Regions from separate parts of the Mus musculus genome. Here region 2 is linked to region 1. Evidence: chromatin loops called from intact Hi-C (ENCODE). Cell type or tissue: heart. All regions are shown on one strand. Links, peaks and the distances in the headings refer to the core of each region. The heading gives the core; the rest is flanking DNA.

What was found. Peaks named below come from ENCODE experiments on the same cell type or tissue, not always from the same donor. Only the 100,000 strongest peaks of a DNase experiment are listed, where the experiment ranks them.
Region 2: a loop joins it to region 1, with 6 times the contacts of the local background. A loop is called at or near these places in 3 of 42 quality-filtered maps.

The regions. Positions count from the first base shown.
Region 1 is chr7:78,381,275-78,389,269 of GRCm38, forward strand. All of the region lies in intron 11 of Ntrk3 (neurotrophic tyrosine kinase, receptor, type 3), which reads right to left. Among named protein-coding and RNA genes, the nearest start is that of Gm39038, 190 kb to the right of the region's middle. In heart, for the core only: no CTCF peak of the experiment used is centred there; DNase peaks (open chromatin) are centred at 3,047 and 4,877.
Region 2 is chr7:78,435,967-78,443,961 of GRCm38, forward strand. All of the region lies in intron 11 of Ntrk3 (neurotrophic tyrosine kinase, receptor, type 3), which reads right to left. Among named protein-coding and RNA genes, the nearest start is that of Gm39038, 130 kb to the right of the region's middle. In heart, for the core only: CTCF peaks have their summits at 3,804 and 5,978; DNase peaks (open chromatin) are centred at 3,445 and 3,785.

The sequences.
Region 1 (7,995 bases), core at 1,861-6,860:
AAGTGTGTGTGTGTGTGTGTGTGTGTGTGTGTGTGTGTGTGTGTGTGTGTGTCAATAATAAGACAAAATAAAGAGATTAGCAAAATGCAAAAGCAGACATTGTTCTGGGGATTGAAGTAACAGTTCTGTCCTCCCTGGCTGGGTGTTCTGGGGGTTGGGAAGGGATGCTTTCCTGTATGCAGAGTGGAAAGGCAGGTTGAGGAGAATCAGAAATAGGAAACTCTATTCAAACAAGCATGAGTGAACAAAGACATAGCCAAGAAATAGAACTTATTTTGTTCAAGAATAATTATTTCTATCTATTGGTATCTTCTTCAAGATTATTATACATTCAAAAATAACCAATGTAGGTGATTCTGCATAATGGTATTAGACATAGGGTCACAATGTTCTTCTTCTATGTTCTTTCTAAAGGTATTTTATTTTTAACTTTGAAGTAATGACCATTAAATAAAAATCTTTGATTCTAATTTGTTCCATTTCCATTATTTGTGTACCTTTATTTATTTTTGCATTAAAATATTTATTTTACTTTTTCAAAAACAAACCCTTTCTTGAGCAGCTTTCCAATCTGGCATCAGGTAATCCTTTTGCTTGCCAAGAAAGGGAGCCTTTTTTTTCTTTCCTTGTCTAATAAAAAAAAAAATCAATAAGTCATTAGAGATGCTTTTAATAAAGATTAACTAAATGAATAAGTTCAACTTTTACTTGACCATGGGATTTGTACTTGGAATAAGAAGAGTATGGTTAAGTTTGAACACTCAACAATATAATTGAGTTCCTGCCAGGTCTGTTTCCTTCCTACTGCTGAAGGAATTGATCCCTGGAATTTGCAAAGAGATTTAGATCACCATTTTATCCACTAGGCATCAAGAGATAAGCCTTCCCAACTCAGAGCACAGTGAATAGAGGTGCCCAAAATAGCGCCACCATCTGGTGATAAAAAGAAGCCCCAGAGCCACTACCAAAGTCCAAACTCAGCCTGAGAAAGGCATGGTTAGAGAAGACAGGCAGTAAACTCCCTTGCTCTCCAACAGGGTTAGCACTCATTAAGCCAGTCCTTCACATTTCCTGTTTCTTCATCTGGTGCCTGGCAGGAAGATGAAACCTAGCCAGAATGGACATCAGAAAGGCTGGGTTGGATCCAGGCTTTTAAAGCCAAGTTCTGGAATCCTCTCTTGGAATGGCTGTGAAGCCTACAACTGACAGAGAAGTCCACAGCCTTTGGAGACACTCAGTGCTGGGTTTGTGGCTCAGTGCTACTTCTTTCCCATAGTAAGAGCTTTGTATCTTTTCTAAACACCAGGTCCATCACTGTTGTCAAATGAAGTGATAATAATAGCCATCTCTCAATGTCTGCAGTTGGTTGAGCCCAAGAAGATGCCCTGGAGATACCAAGACCCGCAGATGCAGGAGTCACTAAAATAAGAATGTCATCATATATCCTTATAACCTCTGCATATCCTCCTATAGACTTTATACCATCTCTTAGTATAATATAATGAGGATTCTATTTTAAAAGATGTTATAGTATATTGTTTAAAGAATAAGAAACTGTACATGTTCAATATAGATGTAATTTTTTAATAATAAAATTGATTTGGGATTGATAGATTTGGGTCTACCGAAAGAGAAGATCAATCTCTCAGAGCTATGTTGTAAAGACAAAGATAATTTGTATAATAAGTATTTGTATAAATAGCAGTTCCTGAGAAAGTTAACTGTTATTAATCCTTATCCCATTTTTCTCTGGACATATCTTCTAGAGATAAAGATTTGTTTTTCCCTGCATGTCTTGCAGCTACTTATGGCTGGGCTCCATTTTAGCCAGTTGGACATCAACAGAAGTGCTGGATTATTGATCCTATGAAGAATCTTTTTAGAGGGTTGAGTAGATCTTCCCTTTCTCTTGCTTCTGTAACATTGGCATAATGACTGAGTCTCTAGCTACCAACTTAGCCCTGAAGAAAAAGAACAAAGATAGCGGAGTCTAAACATAGAGAGAAAGGCTCTGATGATAATGGAGACAGACTGGAAACCCTAGATTTTTTTCTGTCCAAAGCACTTCTCAAAAGAGAAATGCATGTTCATCTTAAAGCAAAATTTTTCAGCACTTCCTGATATTTACACCCAAATTAACTCTGCATTCATTGTCTTTACTATTGCTTATCTCATTATTATTTAGTCAGAGGGATGAGGAACCACCTTTCTTGGTCTACTGGGTGTTGGTATAACAGTTTTCTGTAACAAAGGGCAAAAGCCCCGTTCTCCTCCCAGTCCAGAATCCTGGAGTTTTAGAAGTCCTTATTTTCTTTGTTTTTACCATGTAAAGTATCTAAGAAACCAAATACCTTCTTACTCTTCTAAAGCAGTTTCTATGTTTGGGGAGAAAATTCCTAGACTGGGGTTCAGCACTAGATTCAACTCCTTAGGAAAATTACTATATTCAGCTCATACGAAAACCTGAAAGTTAGCAATCTTTTCCTTTGACATTAAGAGCAATTGAAGTAAACTGTCAAAAACAGTGCCTGGAAATCCACAGTGTGCCTAGTAGATGTTCTATACTTCAGTGGCATTGATGTCAATGGAGAGAAGAAAAAGAAAAGACAGACCTGCTTGTACAGTCTCAGTCCTGCTTCCTCACCCCACCCCACCCCCACCCCCCAACACCCCACACACACACACACACACACACTATAGCCCAACAGAGCTGTTGGTCCTCTTAAGCAGTCTTCCCACAAGTTTCCTGCTTTCAGAGCTTTTCAAGGTCTGGGAAGAGTTTCCCTAATTAATTTACTCTCTGTGTCCCTGAAGGCTCAGCCCAGGTGCCACTTATTTCAGCAAGCCTAACAGAAAGCTCCAACTCAAGCCTCTTGACTCATCTCCTAGAGACCTGGTTGGAAGTTATGGCTTCTTTAACTCATGCCCCACCACCACCACCTTCCTATGGAAAGTTGGGTCCTCTCAACCCAGCAAGAATGGCCAGTATCAGCCCCTAAACTTAGCAGGTTACATGTATTTTTTTCTCATGGCCCAGTGCCCAGCACATTGGTCTCACATGTTGCATTGCTCAACAAGTTTGCACTGGCTGGGTGGGTGGGTGGATGAGTTGCTCTTGTCATGAAAGTCCAAATAAACTTGCAAGCCAGAAGAAACAAATGAATTTGTTAAAAAAAAGAAAAACAACCTCCTTGCTTCTGTCTTAGTAGACTAATGTCCCCAACTCCAAAAGAAATAACTTCATTTAAAACTCTAGAATATGACCTTAATTGGAAATAGTCTCTTTGTAGTTCTAATATAATCCTGCTGGATTAGGCTGAGATTTAAATCAAATGAAAAGCATCCTTATAAGAAAATAAAGAATGTAGACATAGAGGAGGAGGTCATACGAAGACAGTCTGCACTTCAGTAGTCACATTTCTTGAATGCAACAGAAATCTGGAAGCTGGCAGAGATCAGGGAAAAGTATCCAGGAGCTGTTTGGAGAAAGAGTAGCATTTACTTTGGAATTCTGGACCACATATCTATGAGAAGACAGTTCCATTGTTGTGAGCCGCCCAGGTTGTGGCGATGTGCTATGAAAACCCAAAAATGTGATTTATTTTGGAAACCCAACACAGTGAGTGTAGTCACTCGGAAATGCTTGAGATGGACCAAGAACTTTGAGACCATGCATTCCCTTCCTCAACCTCTCAGCTTCACAACTCTCATCACTAAATCTTCTTCTCTTGATCCTTTTCTGTACTTTTCCTTTCAAATGCCAGGAAAAGCACATTCATTGTTCCAGGTCAACACTCCTACAGTCCCACATGTAGACTCATCTCCATCTTACAAATGAGGTAATCAAGGCTTACAGAAGCTGAGTAACTAGCTCCATGATCCATAGTTGGAACTCCATACAACTTCTGTGTCTATAGCTTCTAGATCCCCAACAATGTTCTGTGTATAGCTTCTAGACCCCCAACAAGTTCTATGTCCTAATCCAGAAAAGCTGGAAATAATGGAATCCAAGAGCTGTAAAGAAGACCCTAAATACAATTCTAAACAGGTTTGTGGGATCTCTGCTGTTAAGGCCAGTGCCTTATGCCTGGTTTTGTATTTCTGCTTCATTTTGGAATTCAATGTCCCTTTACTATTGGACAAAGATGAGCTACACTGACTGTCACTACCTCATTTCCCAGAAGTTTAGAGATAAAACAATAAATGACTGTAACCATTTTATTCTTCTTCTTAAGTAGGTTTAAAGGCTCCTTAAATGTAGAGACTTCATCTTGCCTTTCTTCATGTCAACAAAGCTGGACACAGTCTCAATTATGTGATATATCTTTCATAACAGGCCTTTGCAATGAATCAGGGAGATATGAAAACCAAGGGATTATGTCCACCCATGCTAAGGGTCAACAGGGTCCCTTTCACAGTCACTGACTCAAGCTGCACAGTCATATTTCTCTATGATGGCAAAAGGAAGAAATCACACTAGCTTCTTGCTACTCATAAATAGACAACCTTGCCCTGCAGCCAGAACGTCCCAGTTTGGAAGCTATCTGGTGTCCAGTGGATCAGTGCTCTGTGCAGCAGTGTGACCATCCATCACTGGGGAGAAAAATAAATCCACACTAATCATAGCTGCTGGCTCGCTAGCAGAAAACTTTCTTTTTAGTCTTGTTTCCAGTTCAGGGAACTTTAAAATTAAAGTCTAGAGTAAGCAAGGTGGAAGCTCAAGAAGCCCATATGGCCCCTGTCCTCAAATCAGGTGGTTTGAGGCTCTGCCTGGTAAGCAGATGGTGGCTAAGGCTGCCTGTTCACTGGGCCACCCTCCCTCATGCCTGGAACCTAGAGAAGGGTGTTCCAGGCAGCCAGGACTGGGCAGACACCCCAGAATATCACTGCAGCAGAGACTATACCCCAACCAGATGCCATCTGGATGCCTGTCCCCATGACTTTTGTTCCCATGAATCCTCTGGGGACAAGTCCAGCTAGAGATGTGATTAGCCAAATTCCTATTGGAAGTGTTCTTGGAACTGGTTCACAGCTTATTTATGGAAATCTCTCTCGCCTACAAACAGGTCAGGAATTTTAACTCACTAGAGGATATGTACCCCTCACTCCCTGCTGAATTCCATCGGAAGTTCTCTCATGGGTAGCTAGAGGTTGGTGAGCCTCTCCAGTGTACTCCTCGCCTGGTCCTTCTTAAGCCTCGTGTATCACATCATCCTCTTATTTGTCAAAGAGAGAGAGAGAGAGAGAGAGAGAGAGAGAGAGAGAGAGAGAGAGAGACCCTGATTTACAGAGGAAAGTCAACTCAGCCAAAATAAGCTACTATCAAGGCTAAGCCCCGGAACGTACATCTCGGCCTCATGACATTTTTGGATAAGCCCATAGCAACTAAATCATGTGTAGAACCGAAAGCTTGTGACATAGAAGCAGCAACTACCTGAGCTTTTGCTCCCTGGGGACAAAGAACTGCAGCTTGGCCTTTTAGCGGAAATAATTCTAAGATCAAAGTCATGGGAAGTGAAGACTAGGTTGATTTTATGATCCATAGTCCTTAACCCAACCCAAAGCAAGACAAGATACTCAGAGGGAATCTCAGGCATGTAAGAGAGTGATAAGCAATTGGTCACCATAGAAAAGTGGCCCCATCTGTGGTGGCAGACTGCCTACCTACAAATCTTGACAAATTACTATTTGGTATAAAAGGCTACACCTAATGCCATCAACCCCTGCCCTCATCCTTTACTTCAAAAGCCAATTGAAGCCACAAAACCAGATGGACACAGTCCTGCTATCTTTGCTCCCAGTCCATTCATGCCTATTTTGAATAAAAATCCCTGTCCCTGAACAAAGATTCTATAGCAGTGGTTCTCAACCTTCCTAATGCTATGACACCCCTCCAGCCATAAAATTACTTTCATTGCTGCTTGATAACTTTAATTTTGATAGTGTTCTGAATCTTAATGTAAATATCTAATATGCAGGATATCTGATATGACCTCTATGGAGAATACTACCCTCAGGTTGAAAACCACTGTTCTACAGTCATCCAACACAATCAGAAATATGTGGCTAGCAGAAGCACAAGGACCTTCCAGTGATTCCTTAGCTAGACAGGGAAGACCAAGATAACTCATGGAGAGGAAAAGCACAAGTGAGCAGCTGCCTATTCTAAGTTCATCCCCCACAGGCTATAGAGGAAGAGTTGGCCAATCCTCTACACAATAGGTCACCATGGTAATCAATGATGAGAACATGATACCTTGGAATGACCCCTCTCTGTGTTGTATGGAGCTGCCATCTCCCAATATATGTCCTGGGTGTATTGCAGACAGCCTACTCAGCTGGTTCCCCTACTTGGTTAGTGAATATGCTGCTCACCTCTCCTAATGCCAAGGACTGGAGCCTTGCACTCCTCCATGAAAAAGGCCCAACCCCTTGTTCCTCTTCTCAATGATCTACTTTCTTTCTGGATGCCTTCCATACCCTTGTCAGCTTACAGGGCTTAGGACTGCCACCTCTCCCAGGTCCCCCTTCATTGCCTCTGCCCCACTCTTAGGTCTCATTTACCCTCCTCACACTTTCCTCCCTGTAAACTGTCTGGTGCCTTCTTGGGAGTGTGCAATCTGCCTACGTATTTCAGACCTTCATTTGGATCAGCTCCATTGAGTGAACATCACTGAGGGGCTGGGTCCCATTCAGCACAGCCCCTCAGAGTTGTACAACCTCCCACACATCGTTTTCATTTCACACCCTCCACATTATTCTACTCTCCACAAAGTCGATATATTTATCCTGAGAACCTCCCATGGAGCATACCTCCCTACAATAATTATCTATGGTTTCCATGTACTTATCTCTGGTATCTATTTAGATAGGGTACCTACCATTCCTCCAGGATCTATTTCCATGTTTCTCTGTGTCTATAGTATTTATCTCTATTTTAACATGACTGCCTCTTTTTTTTTATACCCTTAAACTAGGACAGTTCCCAGGGGGATGGGTTTTGCCTGCAGTTAAAAGCACGACGTGATTCTACACGTGCTCAGCAGCTCAATTCGTGGCGGGTCAGACCAGCCATGCTTGTTCAGCAGAAATACACAGGCTCAAAAAAGCTGCTAGGGCAAGTTTGTGGGAGGGGGCAGTGGGCTCACAGGGGCCTGAGTCAAAGAGCCCCAGCACTGAGCAGCTCCATGTGCACAGAAGAGAGCAAAGTTAGAAGAATCTAAGGACATGTTCTGGATTCAAGCTCCGGATCTCTCTTATTGAAGGTGTCTTGCTCACCTTGTGTCCCTGTAAAGTAAAAATTCTGTGCGTCCCTAATTTATAATAATGTAGTCAAGTAACCACATGCTATGTAAAGAAAACTTAGTGCAGGACTCGACATGAAACCCATGCTCACCAATGAAAACTCCTATTGACCTCGCTATTTTACACTTGATGCAGATTGTTATTATAATCAATGTCTTTCAAGCCATGGCCATCTTTGGATAAACACCTCCCCAAATTCACATTTTTAACTCCAAAACAGAGTAGATAGTGAATATGTTTAACTCATTAATAAACCTGCCTACATGCTTCCTTTAAGTGATATGAGAGATGAGGATACAGAAAAATGATGTTCAGTGGTTCCGAAAGAATAACATTGTGAGTTACCAGGATCTAGAAGATCATCCTCAATTGTTTATGCAAAGGATTTAACTAAGTATGTGGTGAGGGAGGGGAGCCTTTTCAGAGCATGCATAAAGTCCTACATTTGTTGCCCAACCTTAAAGACTATATATATGTATAGTTGGCATACACACATACACACATAAGGTTTAAGAGGAATTGGAACAGCTACTGTGTTAACAGTGACTAAAAGAGACCTCCTTCTACAGAGCAGCAGGAATTCTGGGGTCAGAGTATGGAATCCACAAAGAAGATGCTGAACCTGAGTATCTGAGTATAGGAATTTGGGGTAGTTCCTGCTCTGAAGCTTAGGACTGAAAAGAAAAAACA
Region 2 (7,995 bases), core at 1,667-6,666, 54 kb after region 1:
CTGCTGTGCCATCCCTGTTGATGCAATCCCACCACTGTTACTAACCGAAGAAACACAACTGCTATGACCATAAAATCTGATTAACATTATTGACCATTCAAAGCAATCACTGTCACTGATCCTGCAATGTGACCAGCACTAGAGTCAATGTAACTGGCCACCATTACTGACCATGCAAGCTGACGATCATTATTGATCATACAAGCCAACCACCATCACTGACCATATAAGAAAAACCATCATTACTGGGCATGTAAACTGACCATGTAAGCCAGCAACTGTGACTGGCCACAGGAACTGATCGCCATCATTGACCATATGAGCCATCATCACCATTAATGATTTGCAAACTCAAACTAATCATGTTATTTGCCTCGTTTACCTCACTGGAATAGACCTATATTAGTTACTGTGCAGAGCTTTTTTATACTTTAAACTGTGTCTAAAAAGCACCAGACATGTGGAACTCTTAATCGATGGCAGTTATTTATAGCAGAGCCCTCTTTTCAAATATAAGGAGCTATTTGAGGTTCTCCTACTTTTTGGTTAATTTGTTGAAGAGTTAACAGATCGATCTGTACCAGAGCCTGTAAAAATAGTATGCAGGCTAACTCTGACCTGACACCTGTTTTGTAAATAAAGTTTTATTGGAACAGCCATTTGTTTGCATTTTGTCTAAAACCCCTTTTCTGCTATAGCCAGGTCCCTGAGTAGATTCAGATAAAGCCATAGGGCCAGCAAAGTGTAAAACATTCACCATTTGGTTCTTCATGACAAAGCTTGTCAGTTCCTGATCTACATCAAAGTTCCTCTAACACTAATGAGCATCACACCACCTCTGTGTTTTCAAGGACGGCACATTCACTGGGCCTGTTTGGGAGTCTCAGATTCAGTAGAGCTGGCCCAGGAATCGGTATCTGAATCATCCTTCCATCACCATCAGTGACTGAAGACACACTATGAGAAACCTGTGTCTGTTCCATGATCCTCAATGATACCCATGAAGGAGCAGGGTGCTCCGGTGGGTCAATGCCCTGAGCCACTCAGGAAGAACAGCTGTCATCCCAGGAACCCTGATGTCCTTGTGGGATGCACATGTGTTTTTGCCATTGCTGATGTTTGTTCATCTGTTGTTTTACTTTTTTAAAAGAAAAGGTTTAATATAGAAAACATGGAAGAAAAAGTAAATGACATTTTTTTAAAATATATATTCAGGATGCTACTACCGTAAGATAAGTACTGATTATGTTCTGAGCTATAATTCCAGACACTCCCTGTATTTTTCCAAGGTATAGATATAAAAATACTTCCTCTTTATGTTTACTATTTCAGCAACAAAATGGGGTTAGAGAGATGGCTTGTAGTTTTTTTCTAACAGGGAAATAAATGTATTGTAAACATATTCACATATCAGTAAATATTACTCAATGGTACCATTCCTGGCAGCAACTGTAAAAGTAGAAGGCAGACGATCTCTACATCCTGAAATGAAATCATCTCAAAGACAGATTGTTAGCAAAAAAAATAACATGGCACAGAACAATAAAGAGACGAGTTGGAATGTTTGCAAAAGCAACAGAGAACCCTGTGTCGGCTCTGATCATCTCTGGAAGAGTGGAGAGCTAACGCGGCAAGACATTAGGAAGAAAAACTAGTTTTACTACATTTCCTTTTACACCGAGGAAGAATTCCTTGTACATACATGTGGATTGTTTCAGAAAAACTAAAAATCGATCTTTAAAAACTTACATCTCAAGCATGGGAGACTTCCCTATGAATTATTGGTCAGCAAGGCCCAAAGACACCCAACTACAAGCTGTTGACACAACTCTTGGCTTTCTACCATAACAGCTGTCATAACAAGATGATAGGACCCCATTGCTGGAAACATCACTCACCTTGGTGTAGGACACAACTTTTCCCTCCTGGCTAGTTCTATAGAGCCAGAAGGAATTATGAAGGCTACAAACACATCAATGGTCTTACCTAGCACTTGGCTGCATGCAGTAATACTAAACTTCAAGGCATGGTGTGCCCTCTTGTGTAATGGTGATATGACTGTTATGTGAACAGCCATTTTCTGAGTAGATTTGAGGTCTGCTCTAAAGAATTTCTTACTGTAAAATTTCCTAAAAGCCCGGGGCATTTTGTTAGAGTCATAGGGGAAACCTACTATTGTTTGTTAACTGTCACCAGTTGTGTTTACCTAGACAAGACCTGCCCAAGATCAAACCAGTCAAAACTCCATCATGGAAAGGGGCGGGACTCATGAGATCCCACCTGTTGCCAGTTGATGGCTCCTAGAGGAAGGAGACCTGGTTCTCTTCAGGATGGTCACTGATAAAACTATCAGTTTGCCAAAGCTCCGGGTGATGGCCTCCTACCTGTGTGCATTGGGCAGCACTAATTAGATTCAATGAGTTATTATTTAAATAAATAAGAAGCCACAAAGGTGTGAGGAACACACATTGTGAGAGTTTTGGGGCAGAGTCTAAAGGAGTAATAAGGATAGTGAATGTGGTATTTTTAAAAAGTGTATACCCACAGAAACTTCTCAAAGAATAAATTTAAAATAGGATATAAAAACACCTGGCATCTGGAGGCTGGGGAGATGTTTCAGCGTGTAAAGTGCTCACTATTTAAACATGAGGTCTGAGTTTGGATCCCCTGCACCCACATAAAAGAAATAGACACAGCTGCATGTTCCCGTACCCCAGCTTGGGAAGCAGAGACAAGGGGATCCCTGGGGCTCACTAGTAAGCCAGCCTAGCCAAATTGGCAAGCTCCAGGTTCAGTGAAAGACCTATCTCAAAAAATTGTGTGTGTGTGTGTGTGTGTGTGTGTGTGTGTGTGTGTGTGTGTATGTGTGTGTGTGTAGAGGGGGGTGCGGAGAAGACAAGTCATAGAGGAAGATACCAATGTTGATTTCTGGTTTGTATGCACATGCGTGCACATATAGACACACACACACACACACACACACACACACACACACACACACAACTGCATTGTATTATACTTGTAAACAGTAATATACCCAGCTATCCATTTCTTGTTAGTTATCTAAAGAACAGTTAGCAAGCTTGCTCCATTTCTCACAATGTGGCAAACCTCTATGCACATGAACATGGTCAGCAATTTATAAACATTACATTAGGTAAAATTCTCAGGAAGCAACACTAGGACTTGGGCTTTCATGATTCTGAGTTTTTTTTTTTTAAATAAAAAATCTCCAAGCCCTCTTCAAGAAATATTCCCCAGTTACACACTCAGAAACAGCAAGCTAGGTGTCCCTACTTTCTGGCAGCCAAGTACACAGGCCAACGAGGGAGGCAGTTCCCGCTGCAGAGCAAGCGTAGTTGGAAGACTGGTCCAGTTGGAGCCATAACCACACATACTGGCTAACAATAGTGCTCATACCCTGCCCACATCTCCTAGAGGCCAGGCCAATGTCAGAGCGCCCCGCCCCATGCCCTGCAAATAATCCAAAGCCAATTCACTGAACTAGATTTATTTGGAACAGTTCGCTTTAAAAGGCAGTTTCTAGAACCTTCCAGGCACCCTCCTCAGGCTGCATGTCAAGACCAGCTGGCAGGTAGACAAACTTTAACATTCTTCTCTCCCTGCCTGGGAACAGGGTTGCACGGTCGGCCACTATGCACAGAGGCCCCTTTGAACTCAAGATGCCTTTCAGGTAGAGAGCTTTGGCATGCCCAGGATTGATAAAGAAACAATTCCATTCTTTGGCCAGCTATGCGACTCTTATTCCACAGTACATTAGAGGGCAGGCAGCCTTCCAGTGAAAATACCTTCCACTGGAAGAGCAGAACTGAGAAGAAAGAGATCCCTGCCATTACCACGGACAGCGTCTCTGAAGCTGGCAGGATGCCTGGGTGTCCACCATGGGGCCTCCTCCTCTGCCTGCAAAGACCTGCCTTGACCCTCTCCAGCCCAGGCTTCAGTTCCCAATAGCCTTCTGTTATGGTCTGAAGGTTAAATGTCCCCCACAGGTTCTTGTGTTTGGACACCTGGTCCCCAGATGGTGGTGTTGCTTTGAGAGGCAGGGGTTCACTGGGAAGAACAGGTCTTAGAGCTGTGTGTGTGTGTGTGTGTGTGTGTGTGTGTGCGTGTGTGTGTGTGTGTGTGTGTGTGTGTGTATCTATGACTCTCTGTCTTACTCTCTCTCCATCTGTCTCTCTGTGTCTCTGTTTCTGTTTCTGTCTCTTTCTTCTCACTGTGCATGCCTATGTCTCTCTGATTCACTCTGTCTCTCTCTTTCTCCTCTCCTCTTCTCTCTCTCTCTCTCTCTCTCTCTCTCTCTCTCTCTCTCTCTCTCTCTCTCTCTCCCTGCCACCCCTTCTCCCCTAGTCTATCAGCACAAGCCTGTTCCACAACCACTGCCTTCCCTACTGTAACAGGCTGTAGCCTCAACCTAGAAACTAAAACAAATCCTCCCTCCTTTAAGCTGCTTCATAACTATTCAGGGAAAAATAAAGAAGATAGGACCTGAGCCATGCTGAATTTTATATTCATAAGAGCATCACTGGCCTCAGAGCCTGTGACCTGACACCACACTCAAAAGGCCCTGCACGCGGGCTTAATATTCTGCTACAGCTGATTGGAATTCTAATACTCTTTGAACATGCACACTGTGTCCCACAAATTAGATAATTGGTGCTTTGGGGGAGGAAGCAAGTGATGAATCCCTCTCTGGTTTGTGGGCGCACCGTTTATGCAAGGCGGAGAATAAAGTGTTAGGCAGGATGAAAACTCAATTGGTTGCTCTTTAAGCATACTGGGTAGTGAGGGATAGAGAGGGTGTCATTAAGCCTTCTGAGGGCAAGAGGTAGATACACACCTACTTGGGACTCTTGCTCAACTAGGGAGATCTGGGCCTGAAGCCGGTGGCAGATACCACCAGATGTTGGAAGCTCCTCTGGATGAAGGAGGTCCTTCCTCCTTACACTTCTCCACCACCCCCATAATGCCCATCACAATGACGGGCGTGCAGCATGCAAGCTGGAGACCAGAAGGTGCTTGGGGGAGCATTTGTAGCAGTTGGCTCTGTGGCAGTTTTTATTAGCATGATTTTTTTTAATTCCCTAACCCCAAATTGTGCTTTCTGACCAGCCCTTGTTTTGCTCTATCTGCTTTGCTGCCAGCAGCTTCTTTGGGCGTCCTGAAGCTGAGTTCACAGGAGACTAGGCTACACAAACACAGAGTTGAATACTGCAGCTACATGACAGCTTTTCATTAGTCAAAGCCAAACACCTCCTCTGAGCAAACTAAACTCCCAAGGCCCACAGGAGAGGATGCACACAGAGACAGAATGTGCCATGAGAATAGAGGTAGGGCTCTCCGGAGCAGTTTCTGTCACTTGATTTTGCAGGGGCAAAAGGCTTCTTGGGTAAAGAAGACCATAAGATTGACAGCCCACAACCTTCTTGGTTTTCCATATTGGTACCATGCTATGATGCATTGGATGGGATAGACCAATATGGAGAGTGTATGTGATAGATCATAATATACAAAATCATATACATAATATACAAAAGTCAGTGGATATTTTTAAGATCAAAAATAGCATGAAGTTGTTTTCATTCCTCGTTCTAAAGAATCCCATTTGCTCACACATCTTCTGATCCATTTTTCTTGGGTGTAAATTTATTGTGAAGGTCAGGACTTCTAGGAGAGCCAGGTTACACCCACAGGCATAAGACATGTGAACAGCCTCTGCTACATGAGTAGCTGGAGACAAAAGGCTGAGAGCTTCTAAACTAAGCTATCAAAAGCCTGTTAACTCTTTGGGAGGCAGTGACAATACCATGGGTTAGTAAGTACCACACTGTACTGCCAACAGTAAGTGAATCCTAGAGGCAATAGCTTTTGAGTGTAGAGCCAAGCATACTGGCTATCCTTGGCACAGCTCAACAGGATACAGTGGCCTGCCAAGAACAGAGCAGCCAGCAGGTAGCCCCAGAGGAAAACATGTTGTATAGCACTCCATGTCCAGGGATTTCTCTTCATGTACAGAAAAATCAGTGCTGAAGAACTCTTGGCTCCCTAGATCCCAGAGAGTTAGGCACAAGGAAAGGAAGAAGGGGAGCAGATAGGCCTCCATATAACCAGTGATGGCCATGAAGGGACTTCTGGGATATTGACTGCACACCTGAGGAAAGACACACAAAGAATGGAGAAGCAAAGGCATGCCGGACAACAACATGTGCTGACTCAAAGCCCTTTTCTTGAAGCTTTCGGGCACCATATTGTAGATTTTAGTCCTCAAATACAGTAAGGCTTTGTCTGCACGTGCAAAGTACAGGCATGGCAAGGGGACTTGCCACAACATAACCTATTTAACCAAGCCATGTCCAAATACAGAGAGTTATTTAGGGGCTCTTGAAGTTGGAGTATCTCCAGAGGTATCAGAAAACCAGGAAAGAGAATGAAAACATTCTGTGGTGGTTGAGAAGGAATGCCCCCCCCACACACACACACAGAGACTAATGTGTGTCGATGCTTGGCCCATAGGAAGTAGCACTATTAGGAGGTGTGGCTCTGTTGGAGTAGTTGAAGTCTATTGAAGGAAATGTGTCACTGTGGAAGTGAGCCTTGAGGTCTTCAATGTTCCAGCTAGGCCTAGTTTGGCGCGCAGTTTCCTTCTGCTGATGTAGAACTCCCAGCTTTTTCTCCAGCACCAAGTCTGTCTGCATGCAACCATGCTTGCCTCCATGATGATAATGAACTAAACTTCTAAATCTTTAAGCCAGCCCTCGCTCTCTGTCATTAAGTGTTTTCCTTTATAAGAGTTGCCATGGTCATGGTGACTCTCCACAGCAATAAAAGGCTAACTGAAACACACTCCTTATGACATCAGAGACATGTGACTCCGATGACAACACAGAGAGAAAAGCAGAAAAATATTCTCATACTCATGTCCAAAGAGTCATCTTATATCAAGAGTCCCAGCCCAGGAACCCCAAGTACACAATTTTTTCAAGGGTCAAGGGGCCCCTTCCTCCATTACACATGTCAACTGGAAGAGGATATAGGCCCAAAGGTTAAGAAAGAAGTAACCATTGTGGAGAACTGGGCACATCCCAGGAAGTTAGGAAAACCCAATTCCATCTCTGGTTTCATTTCTCCCATGTACTGCTCTTAGTTTCTGATCCCATTAAACAGACTTCAAAACAATATATGTTTCAGGACCAAGGGAGCAGCTCTGAAACAGTATCACTGTTGGCACGTCCATGCAGGGTCCAACTCCCTCTAAAAGCCTTCAGTGTCTCCTATGTGTGGTATTCCCCACACACTCTCCTTATATCAATTCCCCTGCTCTGTGTACATAGCTGTAGACATGTGGCCATGGTATCCTAGCTGAGAAATAATGCCAAGACTGCACCAACCTTAGAATTCTAAGACTCCTCCTACTCCTCCCTCCATCTACCTGGAGAAAAACCAATCTCAGTCCAATACTTCCAGGCCAAGAAAGGAATCAGAAATGACTCCCCCCGCCCCAAGTCCCATTCCTCCTTAACTGCATGGTATAATCAGAGGAATGGCAATAACACTCCCTGTAAAAGCAGCTCCCAAGATCTGGCAGTAGCGAGTCCTTCCAAATCAAGACTCTGGCATGATCCCACCATCCGCTCAGAGGATAGTTACCATCTGTTTAGGGGGAAAAATGTTAATACTTCCCAATCATAATCAAATAGGCAACCACTTTGCTATAAGTACCTATTAGCCAGCTCTAATTTACAATGGAACAGCCCTGTATGGCCCTCATTCACCCACGGGTTCATCAGAGGCACAAGCACACATCCCACTGCTAAGACAAAAAGCAAGCAGGCTGATAGAAGCGCTTAAGGCACTGTTAGAAGTTCATGCTGTACTGTATATGCCCCAGTACAGGGGAATGCCAGGGCCAAAAAAATGGGAATGGGTGGGTAGGGAAGTGGGGGGAGGGTATGGGGGACTTTTGGGATAGCATTGGAA